2 separate regions of the Homo sapiens genome follow, and region 1 is linked to region 2. Evidence: read pairs that join two places in POLR2A ChIA-PET (ENCODE). Cell type or tissue: endothelial cell of umbilical vein. All regions are shown on one strand.

The links. ChIA-PET counts read pairs that join two places held together with the same protein. Peaks named below come from ENCODE experiments on the same cell type or tissue, not always from the same donor. Only the 100,000 strongest peaks of a DNase experiment are listed, where the experiment ranks them.
Region 1: POLR2A ChIA-PET joins it to region 2 with 10 read pairs; 2 of 35 experiments call an interaction of 5 or more read pairs at or near these places.

The regions. Positions count from the first base shown.
Region 1 is chr10:51,380,178-51,382,677 of GRCh38, forward strand. The region is part of intron 2 of PRKG1 (protein kinase cGMP-dependent 1); the gene reads left to right. Among named protein-coding and RNA genes, the nearest start is that of MIR605, 82 kb to the left of the region's middle. In endothelial cell of umbilical vein, no CTCF peak of the experiment used is centred here; a DNase peak (open chromatin) is centred at 1,404.
Region 2 is chr10:51,467,150-51,469,649 of GRCh38, forward strand. It overlaps PRKG1 (protein kinase cGMP-dependent 1), which reads left to right. Exons shown (of 18, transcript NM_006258.4): 3 at 574-687. Among named protein-coding and RNA genes, the nearest start is that of MIR605, 170 kb to the left of the region's middle. In endothelial cell of umbilical vein, no CTCF peak of the experiment used is centred here; DNase peaks (open chromatin) are centred at 2 and 1,512.

The DNA.
Region 1 (2,500 bases), 87 kb before region 2:
GACTACATATTTTACTTATTTATTGTCTAATCTCCCACCAGTGGTATAGGGAGCCTGCTTACTCTAGTTTGCAAAAGAAAATTGCTAACTATTTGGGAGTTTTGCGAGCTGATTATCCATAGTGGGAGTATTTACACCATGGAAATTGGCAAATGCTACCAATGAGGGCTTTTATTTTGGAGAGGTGGTTTGCCAGAACACCGTTGCCTCCCCGTTAAGCATAATCTCCATGAAAAAAGAGATTTTTTTGTTTCTATTTTGTTTATTTCTCTATCATCCTAATTAGAAAGGTGCCTTTCACATAGTAATTAAAAGTTGTTTGTTGAAAAAGTATGAAATAGGCCTGGTGCAGTGGCTCACACCTGTAATCCCAGCACTTTGGGAGACTGAGGCTGGCAGGTCACCTGAGGTCAGGAGTTCAAGACTGGGAAAACATTTTAAATGGTCCATTTTCAAGGCATGATAAATCTAAGTACTGGCAGCCAGCTTGTGGATGTAACAAATGGCACAGCTCATGCACCTAAAAGGTCACAATAAGTGAACAGAATGTAGAGGAGGGGTCAGCCCATAAAAGGGAAGAAAGTTTTGTTATTGGGAAATTGAAACTTAACCAGGGAAGGGGGCCAGGGTATAACCTTATAAGGGGAATAATGAAACTTAGGCGACGTCCAGGAAGATTGTAACCCCATAGTACTCGACCAATGAGGAACTGGGAGAAGAACTTGTGTGCTGGGAGATAAATTATCTGCTGTAACTGCCCTGGGTGTGCCTGCCTACCAGACACCCATCTTGCAAGACTGCTATTAGAAGTCTCACTTTCACTGTGCCTCTGAGTCCATTCTTTGAATTTGGACGGGTAAATGTGTGTTTTTTCAGAAAGACCAGCCTGGCCAACATGGTGAAACCCCATCTCTACTAAAAATACAAAAATTAGCTGGACATGGTGGCACACACCTGTAGTCCCAGCTACTCAGGAGGCTGAGGCAGAATAATCAGTTGAACCCAGGAGGTGGAGGTTTCAGTGAGCCAAGATCATGCCACTGCACTCCAGCCTGGGCAACAGAGCAAGCCTCCATCTTAAAAAAAAAAAAAAAAAAAAAAAAAAAAAAAAAAAAAAAAAAAAGGAAATGAAAAAAGTATGGAATAAATGCATGAGGAAATGATGTAAATGAGTGAGTGAATGAATGAATGAATGAAGAAATGAAACTCAATCAGTACCCCTCACATGGAGGTAAAACCAGTCATCATAGCTGCTTCTCTTGGTGCAGTGATTGAGTGATTCACAACTGGGCATGGAGAGCTTAGTTGCTAAATGAGTTTTACTAGATCCCAGTGCAGAATTGAGTCACAGAACTTGGACATCTAGTCTATAGTTTCAAGTTTCTCTCTTCTTGACTCAAAACTTTGGCCTTGAGCCAATGAAATTTTTTCTAGTTAGATTTAGTAAATCAAGCTACTCATTGCTTAGTCATTAAAATGGAAAAGAACTAAGAATATGTAAACAGAAACCTGAAAAAAGAAAACATTACATGTATACCATGGGGAAGTTAAGACAATTTGGCTTGTGCTTGCTTTCATTTCTCCAGCTCAGATTTATATTTATAAGTCACCCTAAACAAGAAGGATGCCTAATGTTTTAGCTTGATTGTTTATAATTGCATTACATGGAAGTCCTATCATACAACATTGTTGATTGCTGAGAGCTGTATTACCTTGTGTCACAAGCTCTGGGATTGCCGTAAAGTACCTCCCTTTCTGGAAGGAAAAGAGACATTCAGAAATAAAGCATATGGTCAGGGATAAAAACAGACTACCTAAAATATAATCAAGCATTTATTTTTGTTGTTGGTTTTTTTCTCCCCCGAATGTTCTCTTCAGTTTTTTTTCATGCTTTTTGATGTCAGAATTGGTAATTAGATTTCAAACATCATTATTTGTTTGGCATGACCTTAAGAAAGATGGGACTGAGTCTGAAAGGACTTAAAATTGAGAAAAAAATTTCAAATTTAAAGAGTTATGAATAATATAGAAAAGGGAAAAGATGAATTTGTTTATTAACATCTTAGAATGGAGGCTATTCTTAAAGTTTAGATAAGGTGATATGAGAACAACAAAAAGAATTTTCTCTTTCAAAGTAGTATCTATGAAATCTTCTACTGAATGCTGAGGTATAGTTGAAGGCAGAGATCCAATGATTGAGTCCCATCTGTGATTAAGTAAGGTTGGAATTTCTAAGGGCTGTCTTTAACCTCTTGAAATTAATGGAAGATAATAATGCTGCTTTGGGTCAAGTCCTTTGGGCACCATTATCAGAGTAAACATATCGTCAACTTTACACTTATTATGTGATCTGTACTCTGTATTGTAAGATGCATACTTCTTTATAAGCATCTCATTTTAAAAACAACCTCAAACAATGCTGTGGGGTAAGTATTAATATTTGTGTCAGTTAAGATGCTTTAGGTAGAAAGTGTCAAAGTGCCTATTTAAAGTGCCTTGA
Region 2 (2,500 bases):
CTTTCTTTTCCCTCAACCCTTGTAGTTTGTTTTTTCCTACAGTTAACATTGCAGAGCTAGGAAGCAGATAAGACAGTCTTGGCCAAGTCAGGCAAGATGTTTTAAATAAAAAGATACCATGAGCAGAATTAAATAATGGCAAAGGGTCAAAGTAATTCCCCTCTTCATAATAGCTGCCTTACTAATGAGAATTTTCAAGTATGAAGTGTGCTGTAGAAAATGTACCACTTACTCAAGTTTTCTTTCAGATTCAAAATTACGTTAAAATTGGAATTACTGTGGTTTACTAATAACAGATTTGGAATAATATTATGTTTGCCTGTTTGTCTCTATATTTTCTTGTTGTTTCTTTGGATCTCATATCAAATCTTTTCAGTAGTAAATTTAAGAAAATATGTACTTTTCTTAACTTCCATATTTTGTTTTATTTCTTGCGCTGCCTCGTGGTGACTTTGTTTTAATTGGTAACTGCATTTTTACAAATGAGCCTAACACTCCTCTTCACATTAAAAATGCAACAAATGAAGCATGAGAAATAATTTATATAACATGTTTTTCCCTCCTCCTTTTTAGATGGTAAGGTTGAAGTTACAAAAGAAGGTGTGAAGTTGTGTACCATGGGTCCAGGAAAAGTGTTTGGGGAATTGGCTATTCTTTACAACTGTACCCGGACAGCGACCGTCAAGAGTAAGACTATTTTCATATTTTTAAAATATTTTCAATGTCTTTTCCCTAGGCCTTTGAGATGTTGTTTAAAATGCCCATTCATTTAATCTTTATACTTTTATTTCTTTGTATTTTAATTTTTGCCCTGCAATATAGCTGATGTATTTGTTTTCCTACTAAAGGTGATTGTTAACAATCAGTTTTGTATAATTACATTTTCTTGCTGACTTCTGAAAATTATCCTTTAATCAATAACTTCTCATAATTAGGATTTTTTAAATCATATAATTTTATACATTTGAATCAAATAAGAGCAAGTCCTTTTCTCTCTTTATAGTCTCAGGATCATATTTAAGAAATTTTTACATGTCTGTCTATTTTGGGTTATATTCTTCACATAAATTCCACTTGTTTACTCAGTGGTTTAGAAAAATTAAGAGAAGAAATGTCCTTCATCTCATTCAAACATCATTGAGTAAGATATCTCCTGAATTCTAAAACTGCATCTGAGTATATTTTTGCCCTCAGCTGCTCATCAAGCTGTATATTATAGCATTTATCTTTTCTACTGATTGAGCTTATTTTAAATCAGGGCAATAAAGCAGCTTGTTTCCCTAATTTTACATGTATGTGTATATATGATTTCTCTAGCAACTTTTATTGCTTGGCAGAAGCAGCTGCAATAGTTAGAAGGAAAAAGATTTTTTTAAAAAAAATCTGCTTCCTGAATAAGTATATAATGACTGTATAACAAACAGAGCTGAATTCAAAAGTCAACAATGTAAGGTTCATTGCATCTTTAGGCAAACGTGTGTATTTCATGTTTGAAAAGTCCTTCTGACACATTTTCCTGTGGTTGATTTCAGTCACAGATTACTTTGATTAGGTTTTGTCATTTAAAAAAAATGCTATTGGCAAAATGACAAGTACATTGTGAATTTCAATTAGTTTTATCTGGATCTCGTTGACTACTTTTTGTATTAGTTTTTTCCTTCAGAAGTACAGCATATAACTGAAAATACAACAATGAAATTGGATTTAAAAAAAACATAAGAATGCACGGCCAACTGGAGTCCCAGAAATTGTCTTATACATCTTATTAGTGAAATCACCTTTTTATTCATTGGATTCACTGTAACACCAATTGCAAATGGGCCCCTTTTAGGATGAGTCTTCCTTGGCAGTTGATTCTTGATCTCTGAAAGCATAGGACTCTTTTGATTGATAGATGCTGCCATGTTTTTACTTCAAGTGATCATTCAATTACATAGCTCAAAGAATGAGACTCAGTGAACCATAATAGAATCTGCCACAACTTTTAACTTACTTAAAAAGAACCTTAACTATAGAAAGAATAGTCATGGCTCCATTAAGTGAAACAATTTTTACAATCATGCTTCATTTTCATGAGAAATATATTCCTTTTAAGATAAAAAAGACCAGAATAGCATATTTTGATGATATCTCAGTATTATAAGTATTTTTTTGTTTTGAAGTATTTAAAATTTTTAAATATTTCAGGCTTGTACACTGCTTGATACTTTAATCTAATTGAAACTACAAAATTTCCAAAAGCCAACAGTTGGTAATAACATGGTAGTTAATCTTATGAAACATGGAATTTTTATTAAAGAAATATTTTAAGTAGTTTATTTACATGAATTTTACAGCAAAGATTTTTAATGAAATGATTTGTTTGCTTCATAAACATCAGTTTTCTTATTAGAGTTCTATATAATGATGTTCGTCTGCACTAACATCTATTGTACTCTGATTTGGCAAATTTAAATAGACACTGTGAATCTAATTCAACAAGAAGAAACTAGATGTTGAA